Regions from separate parts of the Homo sapiens genome. Here region 2 is linked to region 1. Evidence: chromatin contacts called from ENCODE Hi-C or POLR2A ChIA-PET data. All regions are on one chromosome and are shown on one strand. Each heading gives the region's core, a stretch centred on a gene start or an enhancer-like site at or near the end of the contact. The rest is flanking DNA. Distances are from core to core; before and after follow the strand shown. Region 1 holds the start of ZNF680 (zinc finger protein 680). Region 2 has its middle 8.8 kb from the start of SNORA15B-1.

Region 1 (6,733 bases), core at 3,955-6,454:
GTAGGAGGACAGAAAGGACTAGAAAAAAATACCTGTTTATGCTATGCATAGTACCTCATTAACAAAATAATCTACACCAAACCCCTATGCCACAATTTTGCTTATATAACAACTCGCACGTTTACCCCCAACCCTGAAACAAAAATAAAAGTTAAAAGGAATAAAATCCACAGGTGGAGGATAGTGCAATGTAGGTGGAAGGACTTGTTTGCCCTACAGATAGTGGCCCAGGTGGGGCTGTACTTGTTTATTTCTGTGTCCGGGCAGGCAGATGAGATTATGAACAGGTGGTACAGAACCGTTGGTTGGTGGAGGAAAAAGGTTGCTGCTGCAGATTCAGTGTCTGGGGGTGGGGATATGCAGGAGACTATAAACACTTTTGTGGATTTTTGGCAAAAAAAAACACTAGGATCAAAAATGCTGTGGTGAAATTCCTGATGGTGGTGCCTAGTCCTGGGAGGAGTGTGGACACATCAATTTATGGGTATGTTTGTGAGTGGGTGGGAATCCTGGGGTGGCAGCTGTGGGAAAAGGGGGTCTGTTATCAGAGCTAATTTCCTGTAAGTTTTCAGTCCTCTCTCACCCTGGGAGGAGATTATTAAAGACCCAGCTCTTTCTAGGGAGCCTCCCCTGCAGATGTCTCAGGCTGCTCACCCCAGCCATGGAAGAAGCCTTTATACTGAGAAAAGCTACAGGGCCCTGGAAATCTGGGGACCCACAGGCAGATGTAGTTAAGGTTAAGACGGAAGGGGATTGGGAGGGTCTTACTGAAGATGAAGTTGTTACTGTTTTGAGGCAGTTTCTAGACTTTGTAAAATAAAACACAGATTTATGTAATAAAAATTTGAATTCCAAAGGAGGAAGCACCAACTATAAATCTTTAAAGATTGCAAAGTTTAGGCAGAAAAGGGGTTGCTTTTTTTTTTTTTCAATCAATTTTGAGATTTATTTTGTTAATGTTGAGGACACACCGGGGAGAAAGAAACACAAGTCGCAATAGGATCTGTGTCCTGTGTTTTTTCCAAAGAATGTTTTGGGAACTTCAGTATTTAAAGAGGAAAGAGCAAGTGGGAGGGGAAGAAAAAAGGCCGGGTGGGGGAAACAAGAGGGAGTGTAGGTGATGAGGCTATTGGCTACATTCCCATGAGGCTCTGATTAGCACTCAGTGAATCTATATTTTACATGTAGAAAGAAAGGGGTCGGAGAAGTCAATCATGCATTCCCCCTTCTCTCTCTCCCTCAGTAACTCTACATTTTATACAAGATAAAGTAAGCATGTGAAATTACAGCTGTTTGGGAATAAAAGGAAGCCAATCTTTGCATGACCCAGTTCCCAGCTTTACTTTTGGCATAGTGAGTTCAGGGTCCCAAGAGTTTATTTTCCTTCCACATATATCTGCAATTTTTGATATTACCGAAGTCAAGGGCAAAGTTTTCATTAGGAAGTTGGCAACTTCTAGGAAAGGCTTTATTCATTTGGGGGGCTGTAAGGTACATGGATATGCTTTGGTCAGAAACAGGCCGAGGCAGACAGCCGGGCCAGAGTGACTCAGCAAGTCTGGAGCACAGGCGTATAAATCCACTTTTTGTTTTATTTGTTTGTTTAGGTTTTTTTTTTTTGCTGTTGTTTTTGAGACAGAGTCTCGCCCTGTCACCCAGGCTGGAGTGCAGTGGTGTGATCTCAGCTCACTGCAACCTCTACCTCCTGGGTTCAAGCAATTCTCCTGCCTCAGCCTCCTGAGTAGCTGGGATTACAGGTGCCCACTACCACATGTGGCTAATTTTTTATATTTCTGGTAGAGACGGGGTTTCACCATGTTGTCCAGGCTGGTCTCAAACTCCTCACCTCAAGTGATCCACCCACCTTGGCCTCCCAAAGTGCTGGGATTACAGGCTTGAGCCACTGTGCCTGGCCAGGGAGGACTTTTTTGAAGATGCATAACATTTTACATCTCAATAAGAAAAGCAAAAGTATTCCTTTTAGATAATAAATGTATTATTTTATTATTTCCATTAAAAATTATGTAGTAAACAATTATTCATTTGGAAACACTTCTAGGAGGTACCAAGTTTCATCTCATAAAATTTAGCATAAAACTCAGAAATCAAGATAACAGGGTATAGACTAGAAATATTCACTGTCACAAATTTACCATGCAAAAAGAGGTACTAATGTTTTCAAGAATCTATGTAACTTCACCAATTACCTACCACATTTTCTGGTGGAAATGTATTCATTTTCTTTTCTGTTTTTTTTTTTTTTTTGAGATGAAGTTTCACTCTTTCGCCCAGGCTGGAATGAAGTGGCACAATCTTGGCTCACTGCAACCTCCACCCCCCGGGTTCAAGCAATTTTCCTGCTTCAGCCTCCCAAGTAGCTGGAATTACAGGCATGTACCACCACGCCCGGCTAATTTTTGTATTTTTAGTAGCGACAAGGCTTCACCATGTTGGCCAGGCTGGCCTCGAATTCCTGACCTCAGGTGATCCACCCCTCTTGGCATCCTAAAGTGCTAGGATTACAGGCGTGTGCCACTGCACTCGGCCGGAAATGTATTCATTTTCTAAAGCCAAAATGGAGAAGAGATTTTCTCTATTTTTTCCCTAGATAGCTAGCATTCTAAAAGTTAAGGCTTGGAATTCTGTTTGAAATTACCCAGCTAGGCTGGGTGCGGTGTCTCATGCCTGTAATCCCAATACTTTGGGAGGCCAAGGCGGGTGGATCACCTGAGATCAAGAGTTTGAGACCAGACTGGCCAACATGGTGAAACCTCATCCCTACTAAAAATACAAAAATTAGCTGAGTGTGGTGGCTAGCGCCTGTAGTCTCAGCTACTCAGGAGGCTGAGGGAGGAGAATCGCTTGAACCCAAGAGACAGAGGTTGCAGTGAGCCAAGATCATGTGACTGCACTCCAGCCTGGGTGACAGAATGAGACTGTCTCAAAAAAAAAAAAAATTACCCAGCCGTAAAAAAACTACCTGTGACAATTACTAAACTCAGTCTGGAAAACAAAATAGTAAATGAGAATTTTTAACAAATGGAATATATGTAGATATTAATTTTTTTCTGAAACTCACCTCTTTTACACCATTCGTAAATATTTTACCTTTTAATTTCCTTTACAAATTTTTCACTATTTGTCTTTCACTCTTTTTTCATCATTTTTTTTCACTATTTTTCTGCCCCCTTAGAGAATCCAGAAATTATTTCTATGTTTTTCCCTCAATACCAGCATCTGATTGACCAGCAATGTGTCCCAAGGAAACGGAAGCTGAGTTGGGTGAAGACAATCTTAATGTCTCAAGGTGTCAGCCTTTCCAAGGAAGAGTGCACCAGGAGATTTCTCTCAGCTCCAGGGCATCCACCTGCTCCCTCGAGAGGCTACACTTTGTACCTCAGGCAGTCCTGTGGGAGAAAATGACCCAGGAGCTGATATTCATTAGGCACTCTAGCAGACATAGTCATGGTGGGTATCATGGTTTATTCCCAGACAGTACTGAAACCCAGGACCAGGAAAAATCTGAAGGGTAGCCGAGGACACATCACCCCATAAAGTTTCCAAAGGGAAACTGTGACCCCCCAAAATTCTGATAAGATCTCTGTGCCTATGGAAGATAAAAGGAAAAGAGGCGCAGAGATTTTTTACAATAGTGTCCAGGGATTACTCTTTGCTTTCTTCTTACAGAAAATTTTTACAAACGGAAAACAAATCTTTTAAAAAGTACCATCCAATGATTTCTCAAAAAATGATTAATTAAAATATAGTATCAAAAATGTACACTAGGGCCGGGCGCGGTGGCTGACGCCTGTAATCCCAGCACTTTGGGAGGCCGAGGCGGGTGGATTACGAGGTCAGGAGATCAAGACCATCCTGGCTAACTTGGTGAAACCCTGTCCCTACTAAAAATACAAAAAAATTAGCCAGGCGTGGTGGCGGGCGCCTGTAGTCCCAGCTACTCAGGAGGCTGAGGCAGGAGAATGGCGTCAACCCAGGAGGCGGAGCTTGCAGTGAGCCGAGATCGCGCCACTGCACTCCAGCCTGGGCGACAGAGCAAGACTCCGTCTCAAAAAAAAAAAAAATTTACATTAGGCACAGTGGCTCACGCCTGTAATCCCAGCACTTTGAGAGGCCGAGGCGGGCAGATCACAAGGTCAGGAGTTCAAGACCAGCCTGTCCAACATGGTGAAACCCGTCTCTACTAAAAATACAAAAATTAGCCGGGCATGGTGGCGGGCGCCTGTAATCCCAGCTACTCGGGAGGCTGAGACAGGAGAATCACTTGAACCCGGGAGGCAGAGGTTGTAGTGAGCCGAGATCGTGCCACTGCACTTCAGCCTGGGCGACAGAGCGAGACTCCGTTTCAAAAAAAAAAAAAAAAAAATCTAACTCAAATACATTGTTTTTTGTAAAGTATTACATTGGGGGAAATAAAATTCTTGCTTAACCAACTATAAACTGCCAAGTACCCTCCGATTACATAACCAGAAAATTTCCACTTTGATCTTACAAATTAAGAAGTTATGTAACTGTACCTAACCGATTATTGAATTTGGTTTTATTCATCATACACCACTTAAAAGTCTTTCCTTCAAGCCCCTCCCATGGACCACAAATTACAAATCATAGCTGGGTGCTCTACGATTTTTGAACCACTCTTCTATTACATTTTTAAATATATTTGCAGTGACTTCCATGAATTTTTAATAGAAAAAAGGAGGGACTGGGACCCCATGGACCAAAGCGCTTCCCATTTATGAACCCTGCACCCCGAGTTATCGGCAGAGATGCGGCACTGCGGGTGCAGAGCTGCCCAGCGAGGGCTCCAGGCCAAGGCACAGTCACTGCGCAGGGAGGAGACATGACGCCCGGGGTCCGGCTGTCAGCCCAGCCGCCATCTTATGGCTGAAGGGGACTGAGGACCGAGCTGCGCCAAGGACAACTCGGGCCGCGGATTTTGGAGCCCAGTGCTTGGAGCCTGGAGTCCTGCCACAGCCACTTCCGACCGGTTCCAACCAGCCCCTCCCCCTCTCTCGGGGTGTCGGACCGCACTCTCACCATTTCTAGGCTTCCAGGTGGTCCTGGCATCTTAGCTGTGCATCTCCCAATACCTGCAGATAACGGAGTCACAGAGGCTGGGCCTCTAGGAGCAGAATACACAGAGCAGTAAAGACTAGACCTGGAGCTCCCGCAGCAGCTAGAGACAAAGGCCCCGCCAAATCCCGGAAGCCGTCCTGTCCGCTCCAGCTGCGTGCCTGATTGGACGGGTCCCAGCCCCGCGTCCCTGATTGGATAATGTTTAGGGCGCCACCCCCTAATGCCCTGAGTGACAGAATATGTGCTCAGCGGCTGGGCTGAACGTAGAAAGAGTGAAATCCAAGCTGCAGGGTTCTCAGGGAAGGGCTTCCTCCCTGAACGGACCAGGCTCACACCAGAGAGTATTTGCATATAACCCTGCGTATAAGGTCGTATGCCTTTATAAATAATATATTATGTGGCTATTCACACATGAAAATAATGCAATAACAATTATTTAAAATTTTCCAATTTTATGAGCTCCTGGCTTCTTGTCCTTTGAGCGGGTAGCCTGACATTTTTTTTTAAAAAGGCAGTCCTCTGAAATTGAATGTGAGCCACGTGAATTCTAAATTTTCTAGAAGGAAAATTTTAAAAAGAAAAAAAAACAGGAGGAATTCATTGTAGAAATTTAATTAACCCAATATATCCAAAATATTATCATTTTAATATGTGACCAGTATGTAATTATTAACAAAGTATATATATTTTGGAAAAAAAATTAAAACTATGTATTTTACCTTTCTACCACATCGCAGTTCAGACCAGCCACATTCCATGCACCCAGTAGCCACAGGTGGCCAATAGCTGCCACATTGAAGTGCAGCTCTGATGGCAGAAGATGAAATCCTGAACATCCCTTTTCTTTTTTCTTTTCTTTTCTTCCTTTCTTTTTATTTCCTTTCTCTTCTCTTCTTTTCTTTCTTTTCCTTTCTCTTCTCTTCTTTTCTTTTCAAACAGAGTCTTGCTCTTATGTCCAGGCTGGAGTGCAGTGGTGCAATCTCGGCTCACTGCAATCTCCACATTCCGGATTCAAGCAATTCTCCTGCCTTATTTTCCCCAGAGTAGCTGTGATTACAGGCATGTGCCACCATGCCTGGCTTATTTTTGTATTTTTAGTAGAAATGGAATTTTGCCATGTCAGCCAGGCTGGACTCAAACCCCTGACCTTAAGTAATCCTTCTGTCTCATCCTCCCAAAGTGCTGGGATTACAGCCATGAGCCACCACACTGGGCTTGAACATCCTTTTCCTGCCATAAATAAGGGGAAAGTCTTTCCCTACCAACATCTCTCTTCAGTTCCAAGGGTAGAACAGATAGTGGCCATAGAAAGAGCAGAGGACAGCAGGAATAAAATAACAACAGGAAGACCACCTGTTGCCCACCTTTCTTCCAGAGATCAGACAGTGAACAAAGGACGATGGGGCCACAGAAGAAGAATGCTCTATGTCTACAGATCCCTCCCTGGTCTTTCTTTTTCTTTTTTTCTTTTTTGAGACAGAGTTTTGCTCTTGTCACCCAGGCTGGAGTGCAATGGCGTGATCTCAACTCACTGCAACCTCTACCTCCCGGGTTCAAGTGATTCTAGTGCCTCAGCCTCCCGAATAGCTGGGATTACAGGCATGTGCCACCAAACCTGGCTAATTTTGTATTTTTA
Region 2 (7,346 bases), core at 4,689-7,188, 520 kb after region 1:
TTTGTGGCCAGTCCTGCTCCTGTGGAATCGCACTCTCCCCGTCTCCTGGAGCCATTTTGAAGTGGGTCCAGACATAACCCATTTTATTCTAAACCTTCAGCTGGAATAGTCAAAAGAAGTCACGAAAAAATAATTACCCTTTCTCAACTAAAAAACTGGCAGTGCTGCTTAATAATATATCCAATCTGTTCAAATTCATCTATTATCTCATAAAGGGTTTTTAACGTTTGCTGGCTGAATTAGGGACAAAATAAAGCTCATACATTGCAATTGTATGTTATTTCTTAATTCTGATTCAATCTGATTATTTCCCTACTTACTCCTTTTATTTATTTGTTTTTTTGGTGGGGCGGGGGGACAAGGTCTCACTGTGTTGCCCAGGCTGGAGTGCAGTGGTGCCATCATAGCTCACTGTGGCCTCAAGCAATCCCTGCCTCAGCTTCCCAAAGTGCTGGGATTACAGGCCTGAGACACCATGCCAGGATGATCCATTTTTTCCCCTTGGTGATATATTTGTTGAAGAAACTGAAAATAGGCCAGGCGCGGTGGCTCAAGCCTGTCATCCCAGCACTTTGAGAGGCCAAGGCGGGTGGATCACAAGGTCAGGAGTTCAAGACCAGCCTGGCCAATATGGTGAAACCCCATCTCTACTAAAAATACAAAAAATTAGCTGGGAGTGTTGGCACGCACCTGTAGTCTTAGCTACTCAGGAGGCTGAGGCAGGAGAATCGCTTAAACCCAGGAGACAGAGGTTGCAGTGAGCCGAGATCATGCCACTGCACTCTGGCCTGGGCAACAGGGCAAGGCTCTGCCTCAAAAAAAAAAAAACAAAAAGAAAGAAAAAAAATGGATGAAATCAGTGTGAATGTGTCAGAATAAGAGAGCCAAAGACAGGATCTTGAGGAACATCAAAAGACCAGGACTCTGCCTTGAAAGAAGTTACAGTGCTTAGACATCCTTTCTTGTAAAGACACTGAAGTGGTGCATCAAGCTGAAGAAGTGTGGCCTATTGGAAACAGTACTGTAAAGAGACCCGAATCTAGTCCTGTCAGCTGCTAACCAGCTCTTTAAGTCATATTTCTTTTTTGGGTCTTGGTTTCCTCCTGTGGAATAAGGAGTTTGAAGCACAGACCCTTTTTTATTTATTTTGAGACAGAGTCTCGCTCTGTCCCCCAAGCTGGAGTGCAGTGGCACGATCTTGGCTCACTATAACCTCCGCCTCCCAGGTTCAAGTGATTCTCCTGCCTCAGCCTCCCAAGTAGCTGGGATTACTGGTGTGCACCATCATGCCTGGCTTTTTTTTTTTTTTTTTTGAGATGGAGTCTCGCTCTGTTGCCCAGGCTGGAGTGCAGTGGCACGATCTTAGCTCACTGCAAGCTCCACCTCCCGGGTTCACACCATTCTCCTGCCTCAGCCTCCCGAGTAGCTGGGACTACAGGTGCCCGCCACCAGGCCCAGCTAATTTTTTTGTAGTTTTTAGTAGAGATGGGGTTTCACCTTGTTAGCCAGGATGGTCTTGATCTCCTGACCTCGTGATCCGCCCACCTTGGCCTCCCAAAGTGCTGGGATTACAGGTGTGAGCCACCGCACCCAGCCTAATTTTTGTATTTTTAATAGAGATGGGGTTTCGCCATGTTGGCCAGGCTGGTCTTTAACTCTTGACCTCAGGTGATTTGCCCACCTCTGCCTCCCAAAGTGCTGGGATTCCAGACGTGAGCCACCATGCCTGGCCGGTCCTTTTTAATTCTATGATATTTCTGAGGCATTCAAACAAGTCTAAAGGTGCTCATTTAACTATTTGGCGATAATCATTGCGCATTTATGGCAGGGACCAGGTATATACTGTCAAAAATATATATGTATTATATACTTCCCTTCTGGAGCATATAATGGTGAGAATCACCAAGAACTGTAAGAGTTCAGTAAATGGAGAGGAAGAGGCAGAGAAACAGCATGAGCAGAAGGATGGGTAGAAAGTGCTAGATGTATTTTAGGGTAGAGTGTCTAAATTCGCCTAGTTGGGGCAAGGGTTTGTGTAGAGGAAGAAAGAGGTAAGTGCAAATCTATCATGTGCGCAACATTTCACCCATGCTATTTTATTACTATCTTTTTATTTTTTATTTTTTGAGACAGGATCTCACTCTGTCACCCAGGCTGGAGTGCAGTGACATGATCATAGCTTACCGCAACCTTGAACTCCTGGGCTCAAGCAATCCTCCTGCCTTCGCTTCTGCACCCTGTCTCTGAGCCATTGAACCTGGTTCCATGTTACTTTAATTGATACAGCTACTACCTAAGAGATAGTGAGATAGTATCCCCATTTTTCATACTTATTTTTTTTTTCTTTTATGAACAAGCTACAGTTGTCCATAGGTATCCTCATTTTTCAGATGAAGAAATTGAATCTCAGCCGGGCGTGTTGGCTCACACCTGTAATCCCAGCACTTTGGGAGGCTGAGGTGGAAGGATCACTTGATCTCAGGAGTTTGAGACCAGCCTGGGCAACATAACAAAACCCCATCTCTACAAAAAATACAAAAATTAGCCAGGCGTGGTGGTGCACACTTGTGGTCCCAGCTCTTAGGAGGCTGAGGTGGGAGGACTGCTTGAGCCCACGGGGGCAGAGGCTGTAGTGAGCCAAGACTGCATGACTGCACTCCAGCCTGGGTGACAGAGTGAGATCCCGTCACAAAAAAAAAAAGAAAAAAGAAAAGAAATTGAATCTCAGATTAAGAAATTTGCCTAAGGTTTCCCATCAAACTAAGTGGCAGAACAAGAATGTGAAGGCAAACAAAATGCAAAAGGAATTTAAAGCCAGATTTTTAAACCTCCACATTTTTTGTTTTGTTTTGTCATACCATCATGAGTATTGCATACGATCCAAATATTACCACTTGTTTTATATATATGCATGTATTACCGATACCTCTCTTTTTTATCTGCAGGAAATGGACAGGCTACTAGCATGGTCCCACTGCCAGGTGGGAGATTCCTGATGGGAACAAATTCTCCAGATGACAGAGATGGTGAAGGCCCTGTGTGGGAGGCAACAGTGAAACCCTATGCTATCGACATATTTCCTGTCACCAACAAAGATTTCAGGTACATCAGGTGTTCTTCCAGGAGGAATGAAGGCCCTCTCTAATCTCATTCTTTTTTCCTTTCTTTTTTTTAGACTGAGTCTCACTCTGTCACCCAGGCGCTGGAGTGCAGTGGCGCAATTTCGCTCACTGCAACCTCTGCCTCCCGGGTTCAAGCGACTCTCTTGCCTCAGCCTCCCAAGTAGCTGGGATTAGAGGCGCCCACCACCACACCCACCTAATTTTTGTATTTTTAGTAGAGACAGGGTTTCACCATATTGGCCAGGCTGGTCTCGAACTCCTGACCTTGTGATCCACTCGCCTCGACCTCCCAAAGTGTTGGGGTTACAGGTGTGAGCCACTGCGCCTGGCCTAATTCTTAATATTTAAACGGAAACTAACTTGTTCACTGTCACGTGTCATCTTTGCAGTGTACTATGGGATAAGTGTTATCTACGTTATTCAGATGAAGAATCTGAAATCCAAACAAGTTTGACTGACTCTGTCAGTCAGTGGATGAGCTTGGCCTGGAACTGAAATCCCTGGGCTCTTGAGCCAGTCTGTGCCTTTTCCATTACACTGGGCATAGCACTGAGAAATATAAGCAAATGCCAGTCACTCAACAGAACCCTCTTCTACATGCGGAAAGGGATTGGGAGAAGGGACATCATAGTAGAGAGTCCCTTAAATTCCCCTTATAGGCCAGGTGTGGTGGCTCACACCTCCAATGTGAGCTTCCTTTAGGAACCCGAGGCAGGATTGCTTGAGCTCAGGAGTCTAAGACCAGCCTGGCAACATAGGGAGACCCTATCTCTGCTAAAATAAATAAGTATATAAATATACATATTATATATATAAATGTATATATAACAATCCATCTTACCCTGACAATCTGCCTGCTGAAACTTACTAAACCATACCAAACTATATGAATTTATTTTTATTGTTATTATTTTTTTTTGAGACGGGGTCTGGCTCGTCACCCAGGCTGAAGTTCAGTGGTATGATCTCAGCTCAATACAGCCTCTGCCTCCCGGGCTCAAACCATCCTCCCATCTCAGCCTCCTGAGTAGCTCGGACTACAGGTGTGCACTATAATGCCCAGCTTATTTTGTGCTTTTGATAGAGACAGGGTTTTGCCCTGTTGCCCAGGCTGGTCTCGAACTCCTGGGCTCAAGCAATCCTTCTGCCTTGGCCTCCCAAAGTGCTGGGATTATAGGTGTGACCCACTATGCCTGGCCTTGAAAATCCATTTTATTTTATTTTTTTAATTTATTTATTTTTTTGAGACGGAGTCTCGCTGTCACCCAGGCTGAAGTGCAGTGGCACGGTCTCGGCTCATTGCAAACTATGCCTCCCGGGTTCACGCCATTCTCCTGCCTCAGCCTTCCCAGTAGCTGGGACTACAGGCGCGCGCCATCACGCCTGGGTAATTTTTTTTTGTGTGTATTTTCAGTAGAGACGGGGTTTCACCGTGTTAGCCAGGATGGTCTCGATCTCCTGACCTCATGAACCGCCCGCCTCGGCCTCCCAAAGTGCTGGGATTACAGGCGTGAGCCACCATGCCCAGCCGAAAATCCATTTTATTTATTTATTTACTTATTTAGGTGTGACCCACCATGCCTCGCCTTGAAAATCTTATTTATTTATTTAGAGACGGAGTTTTGCTCTTGTTGCCCAGGCTGGAGTGCAATGGCGCGATCTCGGCTCACTGCAACCTCCACCTCCCGGGTTCAAGCAATTCTCTGCCTCAGCCTCCCGAGTAGCTGGGATTACAGGCGCCCGCCACCACGCCTAGCTAATTTTTGTATTTTTAGTAGAGACGGGGTTTCACCATGCTGGCCAGGCTGGTCTTCAACTCCTGACCTGGTGATCCACCCACTCGGCCTCCTAAAGTGCTGGGATTACAGGTGTGAGCCACCGCACCCGGCCAGTCCCTTATATAAATTTTTAAAAAGATGTTTTCTTCGTTTCCTAGCCCCTTCTACCCACCTACAAAGTTCCAAAGGCTTTAATGCTATTGCAACGGCAGTCAGAGGTCAAGCTGGTGGGGGTGCGGTGCAGCTCCCTAACGCGGGGCAGCCTCAAAGGGGGCCGACCCTGCCCAGCACGAATGGCACCGGGCGGTGGGGGACGCTCCCGAGGTCCCGGGAACATGGCTGGGGGAAGTGTTGGGGGGTGCACATACCCAGGCTCAGCTGAGGCGAGTGCGCGGCCAGGGCTGCAGCTGGCGCTGGCTGGCACTTGCGCCGGCCATTGAGGAGCTTCTGGGCGACCCTGCACTCGTGCCTACCAGGCGCCAGCCGGTAGGTGCGCAGCGCCTGCTCCAGCAGCGTCAGGCCTTTGCTGCGCGGACCCCTCAGGCCGGGAAGTCACGCAGGTGGTAGTAGTCCAGGTGGTCGTAAACTCCTCCTCATAGCTTATGGGTGGTGGCGGCTGGGCTGAAGACGGCGGACAGGACATCCCGCCCGGCCGCCTGTGGTCACCCTCCCGCGCAGGCGCTCTCCTGGAAGACCCAGCACCTGGAGTTCCGATTGGCTCTGCGTGAGGGGCGGGCCTTTGCGACATCTTGGGGGGCGCCTTCGGTGACGTCACAGGGGCGGGCCTTCTGTCACGTCACAAGGGCTGTACAGTGCCTGGAGCTGGGCAGTCTTCTCAGAGTGGAGCCTGGTAACCGCGACCTCCCCGCCAGTTCCTGTGTGTTGCTGGCTGGAAAGGGGTAGTTGACAAACTCCCACCCAGCACAGTATTTATGTCGGTCAAAAATGGAAAACTATGTGTCCGGGCGTGGCCAGGAAGGAGGATCCCTTCAGGCCAAGAGCAGCCTAGCAATATGGCGCAACCCCACCTCTGTAGTCCAACCTCAGCCTCCCAGCTACTTGAACCCCAAGATTCAAGGCTCCAATGATCTGTGATCTCACCACAGCACTCCTGCCTGCGAGACTGAGGTAAACCCTGTATAAAAAAATAAAAAAGAAAACTATGCAAGTGTACAACCGGGAGGGACTGCTTAAAGAACACATGAGGCTGCCTGGGCCGTGCTATCCCGGCACTTTGGGAGGCCGAGGCAGGAGGATGGCTTGTGTTCAGGAGTTCGAGATGCGCCTGGGCAACATGACGCAACCCCGTCTCTACGGAAGATACAAAGATTAGCCAGGCGCGGTGCACGCTTGGCCTAATTTTTGTATCTTTCGTAGAGATGGGGGGGTCTTGCTATGTTGCCCGGGCCGGTCTCGAACTCCTGGGTTCAAGCGATCTTCTCACCTTGGCCTTTAGAGTTGTTGGGATTACAGGCGTGAGCCACCGCACCCTCCTGGGCTAGGCTATTTAATAACATAAGAAAGTGCGGTGGCTCACGCCTGTAATCCCAACACTTTGGGAGGCCGAGGCGGGTGGATCACCTGAGGTCAGGAGTTTGAGACCATCCTTGCCAATATGGTGAAACCCAGTCTCTACAAAAAAATACAAAAATTAGGCCGAGCGCGGTGGCTCACACCTGTAATCTCAGCACTTTGGGAAGCTGAGGCGGGCTGATCACCTGAGGTTGGGAGTTCAAGACCAGCCTGACCAACATGGAGAAATCCCATCTCTACTAAAAATACAAAATTAGCCGGGCATGGTGGTGCATGCCTGTAGTCCCAGCTACTCAGGAGGTTAAGACAGGAGAATCTCTTGAACCCAGGTGGCGGAGGTTGCAGTGAGCCGAGAAGCATCACTGCACCCTAGTCAGGGCGACAGAGCAAGACTCCAGAGCTTGAGACCAGCCTGGGCCATGTAGTGAAACCCTGTTTATACAAAACAAACAAAAAAAGCCAGGTGTACCTGTGTCCACCTGTGGCCCTGCTACTTAAGAGGCTGAGGCAGGAGGATAAGTTGAGGCCAGGAGCTGAAGGCTGCAGTGAGCTATGGTCATCCCACTGCTCTCCATCCTGAGCAATAGAATGAAACCTTGTCTCTAGATAGCTAGCTAGCTAGGTAATTGATACGTAGTTTTCTATCGGAAATCTTTTTCCTAGACTTGAACATGTTTTTCTAAAGTAGCATTCAACACATCAGCATTTTACAGTGTTATTAGTTGTTAATATGATTATGTTTTTCTGAAATACAGTATTCTTTACCAAAGCAGTGTTGTCTTTCAAAGCACATACATAGGTCCTCCAGTGAATTTGTCTGATGTTGGCGACCTTCACTTTCTGGTGACTGAGTCAACAGTATCTGTTTCATAAATAATGTAGCCCTATTTTTTTTGAGACAGGGTCTTGTTCT

The links. A loop is a pair of places that touch in the nucleus more often than their neighbours do. ChIA-PET counts read pairs that join two places held with the same protein, here RNA polymerase II (POLR2A). Pooled maps may share reads with other maps.
Region 2: a loop to region 1 is called in a pooled map, with 9 times the contacts of the local background. The contact joins the enhancer-like site here to the promoter of ZNF680 in region 1. A Hi-C loop is called at or near these places in 7 of 50 pooled maps. POLR2A ChIA-PET finds 5 or more read pairs at or near these places in 2 of 52 experiments (OCI-LY7 and activated CD8-positive, alpha-beta memory T cell).

The regions. Positions count from the first base shown.
Region 1 is chr7:64,557,867-64,564,599 of GRCh38, forward strand. ZNF680 (zinc finger protein 680) reads right to left here and starts at 5,205. Exons shown (of 4, transcript NM_178558.5): 1 at 5,059-5,205. The coding sequence starts at 5,088. RefSeq lists enhancers at 1,325-1,619, 4,794-5,153 and a silencer at 5,254-5,363.
Region 2 is chr7:65,075,679-65,083,024 of GRCh38, forward strand. No RefSeq gene overlaps it. Among named protein-coding and RNA genes, the nearest start is that of SNORA15B-1, 8.8 kb to the left of the region's middle. RefSeq lists an enhancer at 4,917-5,811. Within about 2 kb of position 5,939, at least 29 of the 41 ENCODE cell types and tissues checked have a DNase peak (open chromatin) inside an H3K27ac peak, as active enhancers do.